Regions from separate parts of the Mus musculus genome. Here region 2 is linked to region 1. The links are chromatin loops, found by intact Hi-C in ENCODE. Cell type or tissue: left cerebral cortex. All regions are shown on one strand.

Evidence for each region. A loop is a pair of places that touch in the nucleus more often than their neighbours do. Peaks named below come from ENCODE experiments on the same cell type or tissue, not always from the same donor. Only the 100,000 strongest peaks of a DNase experiment are listed, where the experiment ranks them.
Region 2: it touches region 1 in a loop (2.3-fold over the local background); 3 of 42 quality-filtered maps call a loop at or near these places.

What each region holds. Positions count from the first base shown.
Region 1 is chr8:25,271,133-25,279,132 of GRCm38, forward strand. It overlaps Gm39145 (a long non-coding RNA gene), which reads left to right. Exons shown (of 3, transcript XR_001778746.1): 1 at 1-257; 2 at 3,309-3,451. Among named protein-coding and RNA genes, the nearest start is that of Gm39145, 4.1 kb to the left of the region's middle. In left cerebral cortex, CTCF peaks have their summits at 4,086 (motif pointing right) and 6,197 (motif pointing right); DNase peaks (open chromatin) are centred at 4,085, 5,219 and 6,183; H3K4me3 peaks cover 544 bases; H3K27ac peaks cover 377 bases.
Region 2 is chr8:25,462,844-25,470,843 of GRCm38, forward strand. It overlaps Gm31045 (a long non-coding RNA gene), which reads right to left. Exons shown (of 4, transcript XR_378820.2): 3 at 2,067-2,314; 4 at 826-1,246. Among named protein-coding and RNA genes, the nearest start is that of Gm30978, 13 kb to the left of the region's middle. In left cerebral cortex, a CTCF peak has its summit at 3,838 (motif pointing right); DNase peaks (open chromatin) are centred at 938, 1,589, 2,944 and 6,098; H3K4me3 peaks cover 555 bases; H3K27ac peaks cover 872 bases.

The DNA.
Region 1 (8,000 bases):
TTCCTTTTTTAGTTATTTATTTATTTATTCATTCATTCCCTTCCTTCCTTCCTTCCTTTTCCCAGTGCTGGGAATAGAACTTCAGGCCTTGTGTATGTTGATTAAGTGCTCCACCACTGAGCTATGATTCCGGCCCTGAGGGTCCTTGTTCTGATATCTTGTGGTTTAGAGTACACAGAGCTATGACTCTACCGGATACATCGTGACATCTACATCAACTTGCTCATCAAAACAAGACCTGTACAGAGACACACTGTGTGAGTACCATCAAAATGATCACAGCAGTGTGATCCGGCGGCTGGAAGATGGTCGGAGAGGATATTTCTACTGACTTTTCAGTCTTTGGGAAGTCCTACTGGGAACTCTGGGCATATAACTCAGCTGGCAAAGGAGCCAGTTTGATCCTCTGCACTGAGTGTGGGGTGATACATGCCCGTAATCCCGGTTTGGAAGGGGACGGGGGAGGGAGGGTATTCATTTTGAAATTCAGATCCTCAGAGTCCCTCTGTGTTACCCATTGACTGAGACTTCAAGGTCAGAAGGAGCTCAGCAAAGAGTTGAGCTATTCTGTGAGAACACTGTAGCAACAGTTGACTGACTGCTTGATGGGACATGGGTGACAAGCCCCAGTGAGCCCTGCAAACTGGATAAGGCTCTGAGCAGGCACTATAGGAAAATTTCTGCTGTCTCATTAACTTCCCCCCTATTATCAGAAACTCACACGCTTGTACAAAGCCAAATTTCTATTTCAAGTATCTATCTATAGCTATATGTCTGTCTGTCTGTCTATGGGACCTTCGTATCTATGGGTTCCATATATAAGGATCCAAACAAATGCTGGTGGTAAGACCATTTTCCATCTCTATGGATCATGTTATGGTCTTTGTGCGTCATAATCTCCTAAACAAGGCAGTCTAACAATTAGACTCAGCATTCGCTCTGTATTAGGGACCTTAAGTGCAGATGATTTGAAGCACATGGAGGGATAAGCATAGACTAGATGCAACCCTGGTCTGAGCATCTGCAGTCTGGCCATCTCTGGGGAAGTCCTAGAAACAATGCCACAGATGCTGGAGATGGCTGCAAACTCAGCCACACGAACCAACAGCATAGAAAGCAGGCTTTCCTTTCCCTGTCACAGACACTCAATCTACCCGAGAGCCCTGTCAACTCCTCCCTCAGACGAAGTCTCATCATCACCCCTCAAAGAAAACAGATCATACCTGGTATTTCATCAGAGCCAAAGCAAGAGGCCTCCAGTGGGCCCAATTTCTGTTCCTGCTTTCAGTCATACAGCAAGCAGAACAACCCACCTTCTGTAGTTTAAACCCCAATGGCTTCCCAGTGTTAGTGTGGGATCCTTCAAACATCCCATGGCAGCTAGACTTGCCTACGCCCTCTAGCCTTGCCTGCCACAATACGCCCAGTTCCTTGATGCTTCTTTGTCTTCAAGAAGGAAATCCTTGTTTTTCCTCTCAGGTCTTTGGGGACCTTAACCAATGGTACAGATTGGTCATATATACCACGCACGTCTCCAGGAACTCAAGCAAACAACAAAAAGACACTAAAAAACTGTTACATAAAATATGTCCTCTGTTCCTAACCATGACAAATTCTTCCTAATGACAAAACTGAAAAGCCTGTGCTCAACACATGTGAGCAAAATAGAACAACTGAATCCAATTATTACTGTGCATGTCTGAGTGTTCTGGGTTTTTGTTAGTGAAACTTGAATAGGAACTTAAACAGAGACATGCATTATTTATAACAAAGTATACATTTATTGTACAGAGATACTTTCAATTAAGAAAAATCACGACTATGGTCACCATCAAGTAATTTACGTTCTATTAAGGTGAGCTATAAGGAAGGGTTTTAAATGCTATTGTCTCAACGTGTACAGAACTTAAGCATATTATTACTTAAAATATAACAACTGTAAATTAGAAGTTAAAATGGTTTTTATGTATGTTTTCAAAAGAAGTTACTTTATTCAAGTGTTCAATATTATTTATTTTTTGTGATTAAAAAATCTTTATTTATTTTAATTTTATAGATATATGTGTTTTGTCTACATGTAATCCTGTGTACAACATGTGCACCTGATGACCACAGGGGCTAGAAGAGGACATCAAAGCTTTTAGATCTGGAGTTATAGAGAGTTGGCCACCATATGGGTGCTGGGTGCTGGGTGCTGGGTGCTGGGTGCTGGACCCAGGTCCTCTGCAGGAGCAGCCAGTCCTCTCCAGACCAACATTTAGACTCTTCATGGGCTGCCTCCAGATTCAAGTGGTGCATCAGCAAAGCCAGGCCCTCTCAGCACTCTACAAACCAATCCGAATCCCTTTCAAAATTATTTATAATTACATAAATTCATATTCAATGTGTGGTGTGAATTTTTATAATGATTATTTGAAAAAACAATTTGAAAATTCAACTAAATTATATTTTAAAACTTGAGGATTCAACTAAATTATATAAAACAGTTCCTTTTTTAAAAAAGGGGATTTATTTATTTTATTTATATGAGTATACTGTAGCTGTCTTCAGACACACCAGACGAGTGCATTGGATTACATTACAGATGGTTGTGAGCCACCATGTGGTTGCTGGGAATTGAACTCTGGACTTTGGAAGAGCAGCAGTCAGTGAGTGCTCTTAACCTCTGAGCCATCTCTCCAGCCCTATAAAACAGTTCTTTTGTGTTTTTGTTGTTTGCTTGTTTGTTTTTCCTAAGAATTGAACCTGGGCCTCATTTATGCTACATATATACTAATTTAAGCTACATCCCTTAATGTCCTCAGCTTTAGTGTTCTGTAACCATCTGGCTCTTGGGGGGCTGTTTGGTTGTTTGGTTGGTTTTGGTTTGGCTTTAGTTTTGGTTTTAGTTTTTCGAGACAGAGTTTCTCTGTGTAGTACTGGAACCTACTTTGTAGACCAGGCTAGCCTCAAGCTCAGACATCTTGCCTCTGCCTCCCCAGTGCCTGGACCAAACGTCTGCATAGACCACCATTACCCAGTTCCAGATGGCCGAGAAGATAAAGGATTGACGTGTTTCAAGTATTCGACCGGTTACAAATTGTTTCAAAACGTTCCTCATTCTGTGTACGTGGCTGCAGATACTCCTTTAACCCCTGGGCATCTGCGGAGCGTGAACAGGGAGGATGGCCAGAACTCCAGGACATCACCCTTTGTTCAGCCCACTGCATAGATGTTATCTGAGAAGGAGCCCTGGGTGCATTAATCTGTTTGTCCTCTTACCCAAGCGCGTCAGCCATGTGACCCTGTGTTTGTCTCAACTTTGGCAGACCACAACCCACAACAGTGACGCATGCGGATGAGGTGGTAGAGAAGCATCTGCCTGGAGTCTGAACAAGATGAGTAAACACCGATGCCTGTGAGCCTCCGAATCCCACGGCCCAGGGTGTGGCCTCTATGGCCTTGGCCAAAGGTAACTCAGTAAGGTCAGCCTCTCCTCTCGCCAAGGACTTCTTTGCTGCCAGACCTTCCGAGCCTACTCAGAACACCTGAGAATGATGCCCACCTCCCCACCCCCAATTGTCTGTATCCTGTGGCTTTCTGTGTGGTTTAAAACAGTCAGCCCACCCTGTATCTCATTAGGGTTTGTTTTGAAGCAGGATCTCAAACTAGAGACCCTTCTGGCTCCCAGCACGAGGTGTCAGGACCACAGGCAGGAGCTACTGTAGACGTGCCAGTGTGTATTATGCACCGCTCGCTCCTACCTTTCTTTACCCGCCACACTTTCTGCCATATTCACAGGGTGTTAGGAGCCTTTTGGCAATGATCAGACACTCGTGACCATAACATTTCAGGGCTGCAAATGACCCAGGCCTTTGTGCTTGCTCACTGCCTACTCCCTCGAGAGGTCCCGAGGACCACTGATGCAGAGGTGCCTCATTAGTCACTGGGAGCCAGTAGACCAGCTGGAACTGAAAACAGACTCTTCCAAGAAAAGCCTGGGTTTTCCCCTTAGGCGTGCTGGGGTGCAGAGGAGGCCCACAGGACCTAGCGACCGCCTTAGCATTCCAGCCCGCTGGACAGGCACGCATTTCTTCCTCAAGAGGGCGCCGGCTGCCTGCGTCTAAGCTGTTGGCAAATGGATTCAGAGGACGGGAGTGACCTCTGGCCCAAGCACAGGGTTTCAAAAGCACCGGGGACATTCCAGCCACATCAAGATTGGGATACCAGTTCCGTAGATCCCATAAGTTCCGTGTTTCTGGACAGTTGAGGACTCTTTGCTTTAGCATCTTTCAGGAAGTTGAGACCTTTTCAGCCTCTGCGCGGTCGGCGTTTTGGACTTAGATGAGGAGGGGATCCTTTTCGGAGGAGCACAGCAGCCTCGCCCTGCACCCCGACAAGGACGTGCCAGGGCTCACCCCGCCTCTCCTTCAACGCTAGGATGGGTGGAGATCCGTCGTCCAGTGATGTAAGGGAGACTCTTGTGGCCCTCAAAAACTCGGAAACCAAGCTGGAAGGCTATTTCTGAGCATACCCCAGACCCAAGACAGAATTCGTGAATGTTCTACACAGGATATCACGATTTCTGTCCTGTAAACTTTTCTTCCAGGGAATTTTTTTTTCTCTTATTTGTTTTATCATCTCCAAATGGTGATCGTTTGAGAATTATGTGGTGTTTATCCTCCTGGCTATAAACTCTAAACCAGTGCAGGGGCTCCACCCCCCACTCCACCCCCCCCAGCCTGCATAGTTCCTATTTCTCAGGAGCCATTTATCTCCCTTTTATTGTTGTTTTCTTCATTGGCTTCCCCCTCAGCCAGACAGGCTTAATAACTGGCAGTCATCACGTACAGCAGAGTGGTGGCAGCCACCCCCGCAAAGGGGACCCAGTCGTTTCCCAGAGCCAGAATGCTCTGTAGCCACGGCCTCTATTGTTTTCTTAGCAGACTCCGGTTTTGTTTCTTGGCTCTCCTTGAATGAAGAAACTCTTAAAACATCATGTGTCTGCCTTGCTTTGTGTAGGAAAGCGCCGTAAACAGGAAGTCTACACACACACACACCCCTCCCAAAATAAAAGTGACCAGGCAATTAGGGCTTCTAGCATGACTTAACCCCCACTGCCCAGGCACCTTGGGGGGAAAGCTGGACTCCATTAATCAGGCCAAAGCACAGCTACAGGGAGGCCTGCCGGCAGCCAGAGAGGAGAGTGGGTGCCAAAGATCTGCCAAGAGAGGAAGAACAATATGGCCCACAGGCCTGCGTGAAAACCATCTCAGCCAAGTTGCAAAGAACGCATGACAATCTTTTGCATTGTCCTAGAGTGGCCTGAGAGGCCTCACTGGGAGCAGAGAGCTCAGTTGCCTAGCATTCCAGCCCTGGCACTTGGCTGCTTCTGCTGTTTTCAGGGCTGATTTGTAGTATGGGTACTGAGACTCCTACTACGTCGCCACACCAGCTTCTGAGAAACTTTATATCCTCAGTCATCAGCCAGTGTTGACTCAGTGTGGTTTCTCCCGGTCCATCCTGCCTAGGATGGAGTCTTACCTAAGTCAGCATCATAGACAACTAAGGAGGCAGGAGACTGGGGGGGTGCAACACCATGATAGAGCATGGTTTAGCATGCTGTGGTCCTGGGTTCCATCCTCAGTTACAAAAATGTAAGGAGGGAGGGAGGAAATAAAGAAACAGGTGGAATGGTACAATGATTTTTGAATTCTTAGGGAGAAGATAGAGAAACAGCGTGCGCCCAAGAAAGAGGTCTAGTGGAGTCTCTCTTCACAAGGAAACTCAGATTGGGCAGGAGCTTTCAACAACAAAGGATGCAGGAGGATAGTGCAATAGTTCTCAAGTCGGAAGGACAAAAAGACATTTTTAGGACAGGTTCTAAGCACACCTGGGAATGCAACACATAGACCATTATGATTCGAAGTGGCTTCCTCTCCCAGGTCGATTCCTCTGGTCCACTTGATTCTGTTCCTGGTTAGACTGCCATAACAAGCCTATGCATAGAAACGGCTGGGTGATGTTCCCAGGGAAAGCTCTCAACCGGACACAGTGGCAGCTTTTTCCTGGACAGGTGGGAGAGGACTCTGGTGTCTGCGGGTGGGAAGCTACAAGGTATCAGCTCAGCTCTTTAGGAAGCTACAATGTATCAGCTCAGCTCTGGCCTGACCCCCTCCGCTAGAGATGCTGCAGGAGCAAGGCTTTCCAACAGGTGGCGCTCTAGCAGTCAGAGCAAAGAGTCAGATGTTGACTAGACACCTGGCCTAAGGCTTCTAGCTAAGCGAAGACTCACCTTCTAGAAGCACTGTTGCTGTCTGTACTCTGGGTTCCCATAAGAACCCAGCTTGTAGGAAGGAGCCGTTGAATGGACACAGGCATCTTTAATCCAGCCTTTGAGTTGCTTCTTCATTTCTCATAAGCCATCCCGGGGGTCTAGAAACCAAACACGAGGATTAGACAATGAGAACACTTACATAGTGGGAACAGGCACACTATGCTAAGATAAGAGAATGCCCCAGGCAAACTCTCCTGTCCCAGATAAACTAATTCTTCCCATTGGCCCCCCTCATTGGCCTGGGCGGGAAGTAACCCCATTACTGGGAATGTTTGTCATCTATCTAGGCTGCAACTGACATAGTGTAACATGTTAAAGCAGGCAAGGTGGGGTTATCCGTTCTGTGCAGCTACACTGTTGTAGCCTAATTTGAAAGATGTCTAAACAGGCAAAGCTGAAATCACAACAGGGCATGAAATCATCCCTTCCTCAAAGCTGAACCTTTGTATAAAGTTATGGCACTTGGTTTGATGGTATCTCCTAGTACTTCTGTGTTTGTTTGGTGCTGGGGATGGAACGCACAGCCTTATTTATTCTAAGCACACACTGAGCTGCACACATTGCTTCTGCCTTTCCACTTTCTATCACCCACCACACCATAAACTCTTTTGAGTAGGAGCTGTAATACACACATGCACACACACACAGACACACACACAGACACACACACAGACACATGCACATGCACACATGCACATACACATTATCTTGTTACTGAATTCTGCAGTAAGGATGATTGCATCGAAGTGAATATAACTGCAATTTGCAATAGGAGTTTATGTGGGGAGCAATCTGGGTAGGCTAGATTTTGGGAGAGGGGGGCTTCCATGGAGATGCAAGAGGCAACCAATATACAACGAGAATACTGCTGTTCTTTTTGGTCTTTCTATTCTTTTTGAAAGTAATGATTAAAGATACCACTTAAGCATTACAAATGTATACCTATTCCTTATAGAAAATATATCAAATGAAAAATATTATAAGCAGAGTATGGTGGCAGGAGCCTGTAATGCCAGCACTTGTGAGACAGGCAGAAGTGGCATGAATCTGAAGCCAGCATGGGCTACACAACAAGACCAATTCTTAAAACATTCAGAAAGGAGGAAAGAAAAATACAAAGAAGAAAATATAATTGCCAGGCAGTTTGATTCCCAGAAGCACACAAAACACAGATCATGAACTATATACTAAGTGCTTCCGAGTCACAGATCAGTAAGAGAAGGAGTCAGGAAGGACTTGTAGATTTGAGATGACCTCTCTAAGTGACATCAGAGCTGGGACCTAAACAATGAACAGAGTTAGATGGGTGAAAAGAAAGAATATAATGTGAAAGTATGTGTTAAAGGGCCTGTCTGTCTGGGTCTGTCTGTCTGTCTCAGTGCTGGGGTGGAAACCCAGCTCCTCATTTATGCTCACCAAGTGCTGTGTCACTGGGACACGCCCTCAGCTCGCAGGATATGTTTTTTAAAAAGGTAATTCATGATTCTTATACAGATGTAACAGGACCATCTGCCAGAGGTTTTATTTAATGCATCAATTTATGAGAAAAACAGTACAATATGATGACTGAGTCGGAGGACAACTGAAAGCACCACACCTCTTGAGGTCCATCACCAAGTGAATATATCATGCCAAGTTAGGTGTTGGAAGGCTGGACGTCCCTCCACCGGACAGAGTTGGGGTA
Region 2 (8,000 bases), 190 kb after region 1:
CCCCTAGAGAGCTTGTCAGGCAGTGAGGGGGAGCGAGGCCTAGTCTCTGACTCCAGTGGACACTGTCCCTGAAGCAAACCAGTAAGAGACTGACCTGGGGTGGGGACAAAGACCACCTGTCAGTGGAAGACCTAGGCCAGGGGCAAAGGTGTCATTTAGGGCTGTGGCCCAGTTCATGGCTCTATAGCATAAGGTCACCACTTCCTGCTACTCTGGGAGGATAGGGACGACTGGAGGAAAAAGGTCTTTGCCAGCACTTACCAGAGTGCCCACACTGAGTACAGGCCAAGCATAACCACCCATGGCATGCTGGGGCTGTGTTTTAGGGTTGCACACTTGCCTCTGGGTGAGGTACTGTGTCATCTCAGGTGTACCATCTGGCCTTGTTCTTCGGGATCCTCGGGTGCAACACAGGTTAAGAGTGCCAGACAATGGCAGCGCACGCCTTTAATCCCAGCACTTAAGAGGCAGAGGCAGGTGGTTCTCTGAGTTTGAGGCCAGCCCGGTTGACAGAGCAAGTTCCAGGCTAGCCAGGGTTACATGGAGAAACTCTTGTCTTGAAACACACACACACACACACACACACACACACACACACACACCTCATAAGGGTTTTATGACAATTAATTAAAGCAGCATTGTAGTAGACAATAAATTAGCATACAACCGAATTAAACATTGTGTTAAACTTCCATATGTCAAGTTTATCTGGAGCAGAGGTGCAGCTCACACCTCCCAAGGGTTAGGGACAACCCTGCCTAGGTTCCGTCCCTAGCGCTGCAAAAACCAACAGCAGAAAAAAAAAAAAAAAAAAAAAAAAAAAAACGATCTTGCAGTTCTGGATCTTGGCCAGGGCTGGTATGTCTGAGCAAGGAATTGGCCTTCTTCCACATCCATGCATATTTAAATAGAGTAGTTCTGCTCGTTACTGTAGCGTGTCTGTAAAAAGAGCTCACAGCAAGAGGGACTTGTGGATAAACTCCTTCACACATCCACTGAGAGCTCAACACAATCCATCAGGATCAGCCTCGTCTTCCAACGTCCTGCAGACACGAAGCTTCTCCACTCGAGGGGCTGGGAGCCCCAGGGTGTTGATGGAAGCAGGGTGAGGCTTGCCGAGCCTGCCAGGCAATACTCAGCCTTGAACCCAAGTCAGCAGCCGACACAGTTGCAGGGAAGCTTTGACTGGAGGTCCCCCAAAGAAAGGGTCCCGCTGAGGGTGGATGGCTCCTTCTCCATTCCAACTCTGCAGTGGGAACCAAAGTTCATTGAAGATAATGTTCTCCAACAAGTAGAAGGAAGGAAAAAAAGTGGCCAAAGCCTACCAAGCTCAAAATTTTAGAGCTGAAAGGCATTTCAATCCTGAGCTCAAAGCAGCTAGTATGTGCATGCCTGTGTTTCTAGGCATAAATCATGGGGAAGGTATCAGAGAAGAGGAGAGTCCCATGGAGCATCACCTAGCCAGGATTCCTGAGTAGATAGCCCACTCCTGCTCCCAGGACAGCACTCAGCCTAGTGCTATGCAGTCTGGAGAAGGGACTCATCTAGGACTCTGTTGCTGTAGTCAGGGAGGACCTAGAGCAAACCCCTCCCACTTCCCAACCGAAGGCAGCACATGTCTTTGGCATCTTTCCCTACTGTTTCTTGGGTACCACTTTGTGTCCCAAGGCCTGGTCACAATACAGGTTTTATCTGCTCCTGTAACCACATCTTCTGAAAGGACAGAGAGGGGTCTGTGGGCATTGGATAGCCAAAGGGACCAGGCTCAAGTGGGTAATGTTAGTGGGGCTACAGGGCTATTAGGTTGAGATGAGCTAAGAATGGGACTCAGTGGTATACAACAGCACTCACCTAGCTAGTATGTCATATGCTCCAGTACTGAAGAGAGGCACACTGGGGGTGGTGGGGAGTTGGGGGTGTGGGGATTGGAGAAATAGACAAAGCTTGAAGCACCTGACCACAACTGACTATTCCCTCCCTCGATCTTCTCTGCTCCCATCTTTTATTTGTGACATCCCGTGAGAGAGGCGAAAAGCAGGTCCGAGGCAGCATCAGGACTTTCTCACCTTCAGATTGAACCACAACAGAAGCCATGTGCCAGCCAAGATACCTGGTTGCTTGGAGTCCCATCTTCTGCCTGCTGTTCTTTGAGCCTATATCGCTCACTCTGCGGTAGGTCCATGTGGGAGCTGAGGCCCATAAGGCTGTCCATCATACGGAGACATATAATACCGTCGCTTCTCTGATCGTCAGGAAGAGAGAGCTGGTCTTGCTCAGTACCAAGACAGTGTCCAAGAAGCATCTGTCTGGACTACTAGGAAGAGAGGGGGCCCTCAGAGACCATCTTCCATCCAGTTATCCACCCTCAACATGTGTGGCCCACCCTCGGTCCCCCTCATCTTGTGAAAGGTACCACTCAAAGGGCATGAATAGTGGAGACTTGCCAATCATGGACCCTGGGAAGCTGGGCCAGAGGTATCCAGGCCAGGGAGGGATGAGACCCTGTGGGGAAAGAACTCATGAAGAGCTAAGAAGTTTCTTAGAAACAAAAGCCTCTTTGGCTGGCCAGGGACTGTTGGATTGCTTGCTGAGCTCCCAAACCAGCCAGTGGGGGGAACAAGGTAGGGAAACGGTTGAGCCATAAACACAAGACAAAGAACAGGCAGTTCCAAGGAGCCAAGAATGCAAATCATTTGCAGGCCTCCGAGAGACTCTCAACCAAGGACCCCAGTGGGAGGTGGGATTGCCTACCGCTGCTGCAGAGGCCCTCTGTGCACATCAACTGCAGTTGAGTGTGAGCCTGCCTATGAGGGTCCCTGCTGAGTCACCCTCTGTGTGTACTGATGGCTCAGCGGTGAGTCACCGAGTGTGTGTCAGAGTCTGCTGGTGTATGTGTATGCTCCAGCGCAAAAGTATCTGAGGTTTGCCCGTGGGAGAGTGATGGTGTACTGTGAATGAGAATCAGGGAGCCAGGCAGAGTGGAGCGCAGGGGGGAGGCTGTGTTTAAAGGGCACCACACTTCATTCACGCTGTATATCACACACCACATTTCTGAACACAGTCCAGCGGGAGCCATCTGTCCCTTCTTCCTGCGGAACACTTCCCCTCCCCCACCCCCTGTGGAGCAGCAGCGCGGAATTCTTCAGGCAGCGGGAGGAGAGGACTTCTGAAATCCGTCAACCCGGACCCCCTTGCATTTTGCAGAGGGGACCATAGCCAAACACCACCGCTGCGGCCTAGGACAGCGAGGTGCAACTGAGGCTGGCACGGCATCCTCGATCGGTGTCTGAGTATACAGTGGGTCCTTTCTCCTTTCCCAGAAGGAATGAGATGACGTTGCATCTTTCAACTAAAATGCACTCAGAGCAGCCCCGTGCAAAAGGGGCTTGTCTTAATGGCTGGAATGGTTAAATAACCTAGAAGGCAGCAAGCACTGTACCAGACAGCCCTAGACCTAGATTCACTTGACTCCTTGACTCCTTTCCCTCCTCCCTGCCCCACCTCCCCCCTCCCCTTCTTGCCCCACCCAGATCAGAAGTCTCTCCCTGCACCAGCCAGGCCTTTTGGCAGCCCTGACCTACATGATTCAGAATTTGCTTCTGGGACACCACAGAAGTGTCACCTTCACGGGATTGCTGATGTTTTCCTTCCCTTAGCCATCAGCTTGGTGGCCACGTTGTCCTCACGGCTCAGTTTCCACGAAAAGGAATGGATAAAATAGGGGGTTGACTTTAGCAGTTCAAGAAAAATGGCTAAGTGAGGGTGAAGAGCTTGAACCTATTAACTCTTTTTTTAAAAGATTTATTTATGTTTTTATTATATGTAAGTACACTGTAGCTGTCTTCAGACACACCAGAAGAGGGAGTCAGATCTCGTTACAGATGGTTGTGAGCCACCATGTGGTTGCCGGAATTTGAACTCAGGACCTTCAGAAGAGCAATCAGGTGCTCTTACCTGTTGAGCCATCTCACCAGCCCCAAACCTATTAACTCTGAAGATCAGGTCTGAGGTTGGGTATGAGTTTTAATTGTCACATCCACTGATTCCCATATGGCTCAGAGTTGACCCAAACTTCAAAGAGGGGCTTCTGGCAATGGGTTAATTGTTCCTATTCCATATTAACTAAGCAGGTACTATGTCTACAGCACTGCTGAGACCATTCAGTAGTCTCATACCTTTCTCTGTATCCCTGGGGAGCAGAGGTTTATTATCTCATTTATCTAGAGACTTCAAAGGCCCTACACTCCAATAACATTTTGTCATTGATGATGGAATCTACTAAGATGCTCTGGGCATCAGGAGAAAAGAGAAAGGGAAGGACATCGCTGTCAGAACTGGTCTGGAGCTGGGCTCCTCTTATATCTCAGTCAATCCCATATTCAAGAGAACTCTGGTTAAAAACAAAAAACAAAACAAAACAAAACCAAAAAAAAAAACATGCCATAGAGAGGGGTCAGGAAGATGTCACGTGTAGCTGGCAGACTATTGATACAAGAGATGTTGACATCGGAAGAGTCCCTTGGGTATAGCACATGAACAGAGTAGAGCCACCAAAGGTTTCCTTGAACATAAACAAATATATTTACAAACTTGTTTATTTGGGGGTTATATACAATAAGTATTTTTAAAAAGCTATAAGCTACCTGGAAAACTTATTAATTAATTAGAGAAATATCATGGTATGCCCACAAATCGAAGACAGTATCTATAAATAGTGACCCCCAAAATGGTAATTACTAGCTTTAAAAGAAAATTTAAGCCCTGGGTATGGTGGCATACACCTTTATTCCCAGCACTCAGAAGGCAGAGGCAGACAGATTTTTGTGAGTTCCCAGCTGAGCTGGGCTACATAATGAGACTCACTCTCTCTCTCAAAAAAAATCAATATAAAATATAATAGTATTTTGTATTAAAAAAATTAAAAGGGGTAGCCTATATTTTAAAATCTGGAAAAACATGTCCACGGGAAAGTGTGGGTGGAAATACATGAATTTAGTTACTGCTCACTGCAAAAAAAGTAGAATTGGACTAGAAAAAAAAAAACAATTTTTTAGTCATCTATGTTGACTGATAAGAATGTTTTTTTACAAATTCAATAAAGTTAAAATGTATCACAAAAAGAAAGAGGACGAAAACAAAAACCAAGCTCATAGATGCTTCCTGGCTGCCCTCAACACAGGCACTGGCTCCCTTGTGAAATGTCTGTTATGACATTTGGAGAACTGGCAGCCATCACAAGAGAGAACATGGCACATTTGGCCTCTGCTGCAACATCCGGAACAAAGCAAGGACTGGGGCTGTCAGCTCAAAGACAAATCGTGATTTGCATAAACATGTGACAAAAAATTATTCAGTGAGTGAGATGTCTCACTTACACAGATGAAATCAATTAAAAGAAAGGCAAGTTTCTGGCAACTGTGTCCTCACCCTGTTATGTATCCAGGATGCTGAAAGTTCAAAGATACTCAGACCCTTAAGTCACACACTGAGTCAGAGAGGGGAGAGAAGACACTGGGACGAACTGTAAAGGGTAGTAAATGCCTACTCTAATCCTATCTGAGTCTTACAACTACCGTACAAGCTAAGAAGAAAAACATACAACTTCACACATGTATATACACATGTGCATGCAAATACATATATGCACACATGTGTATACACATGTGCAAGAAGGCACATACATACCTGTGCATGTACACATACATACACACATGCACACATATGCAATACACACATGCACACATACATACACCAAGTACATACATGTGCATACACACACACACACACACACACACACAAAACAACATAACAAACCTGAATGAGACCAAGCCATCCTTAGTAGACTAGCTAAAACTCAGAGATTAAACAGCCATGGCTCTCAGCAGCCAGAGCAGTAGGCATGTTGTAGTCTCCTTACATGATTAGCTATGAGGCTGGCAAGGCTGGCTGCTGTGTTCCTCCTGGCTTGGTACTTTATCTAATCCTTGAGGATCTGAGGCTCTGGGAAGTGGGGACGGAGACTGAAAGGAGAAAGGTTTAATCATGATCCTTCACTGTAAGTGACTGAAGCCTGACTCAAACCAGCAAAAAGAAAAGTGACTTATTTAGCTCTTGAAACTAAAAAATGTCCAGGAGCAGATGGATTCTGGCTTAATGAGATTAAGGCTAAACTCATGTCAGCCAAGACTCAGTCTGACTCAGTGTTCCCTCTGTCTTGACTTCCCTCTTTCCAGCAGGATCACTGAGCTGGGCAGCAAACCATGCCAGAAAGCCCATGTAGTATGCTTCCTTGCATCTAGCTACTCCAGTGTAAAGGGGAGGGGAGATGCACTTTTTAAGATTTTTATTTTATTTTTTATTTTCACCTCTCTGGTGCTAAGGTTACAGGGATCTGTCCCACACATGGTCTGTACAGAACTAAACATCTATACCTTCAGCCCAGCAGAACTCTCTTCCCAAAAGTTTCAACACTAGTCTGAGTCTCATGCTTGGATCATGTGCCTATTTCTGAATTATCTCTGATTTCTGTGGTTGGGTTGGGCCAGTCTCTTCCAGATCACATGCTACATTAGTCAGCTTTCCATATCTCTACAAAATACCTGGGGAGATTACCTAGTAAGGAAGAAAGATTCTTTGTTTTTGTTTTTTGTTTTTGGGTTTTTTTGTTTTGTTTTATTTTGCCTCATTTTGGTGGTTCCATTCCAAGTTTAGCATCTTGGGGGATAGGGCAGTGCCAGAGAGCAATAAGAAGCTGTGGTTGTGGAACACAAGGGTTCATAGCCATCGGTTAGAGAGCCAAGGGAACTGAATGGGCTAGGGGCTCCAAAATCTTCTTCAGTGGCAGCCTCCCTCCCACCTCTCAAAGATTCCACCTGGGGACCAAACCTGCACATGGGCCCTGGGGGAAACGCAACGTTCAAACTTTAGAACATGAACTAGACATGGAGGGTGACCATCTCTTCCAAAATTGGAGGGAAAGTACCAAAGGAAGAAAGGAAGGATGCTAAATAGATGACAGACCTATCATAGGGTCACGAAGAAATACAGAGACCCACCAAGTCACTGTACACTATGAGAAACAAATCATGTCTGCCATTGGGTAGCAACCAGGAGTCCTTTGGAAATCGTGCCACAGTGATAGAAGTTTTGGATAATTCTAGGAACCTTTTCCCCCATTGCTAAAGGCAAGGGTTCAAGGGAGATGCACAAGAAGTCTCTGGGAATCCTGGCAATGAACACTGGGGGAAGCATCTGTTTCTCATCCCTGTATAAGCTGTGAGAAGGTACCAGTGACCAAAGTCCTGTGATGACAGGAAGGCCGTGATGGGCAACTTGCAAAGTGTTGGTTGTTTGGTTGTTTGTTTGGTTGTTTTTTTTTTTTTTTTTTTTAAAGATTTATTTATTTATTATATGTAAGTACACTGTAGCTGTCTTCAGACACTCCAGAAGAGAGAGTCAGATCTCCTTACAGATGGTTGTGAGCCACCATGTGGTTGCTGGGATTTGAACTCCTGACCTTCGGAAGAGCAGTCGGGTGCTCTTACCCACTGAGCCATCTCACCAGCCCGGTTGGTTTTTTTGAGACAGGGTCTTTCTGTGTAGTCCTGACTATCCTGGAACTCACTATGTAGACCAGACTGGCCTCGAGAAGTCACAAAGGTTTGCCTTCCTCTACCTCCCAGATGCTGAGATTAAATGTGTACACAACCATGCCTGACTTGGAAAAGTCTTGGGAAGAACTATGGACCAAGAGTCTATTACCTGGGTACCACAACAACAACATTAAAAAAAAAAAAAAAAAAAAAAAAAAAAAGGTTGGTTGAATAAATAAATTCTCATCCACAAATAGGTGAAGAGTCAAATAAATAATAGACTAAAGAGCAATGCCACATCTAGTAGCCAACTCTGTATAACAATTTTTTCTTTTTCTTTTTTTTTTTTTTTTTTTTTTTTGGTTTTTCGAGGCAAGGTTTCTCTGTGTAGCCCTGGCTGTCCTGGAA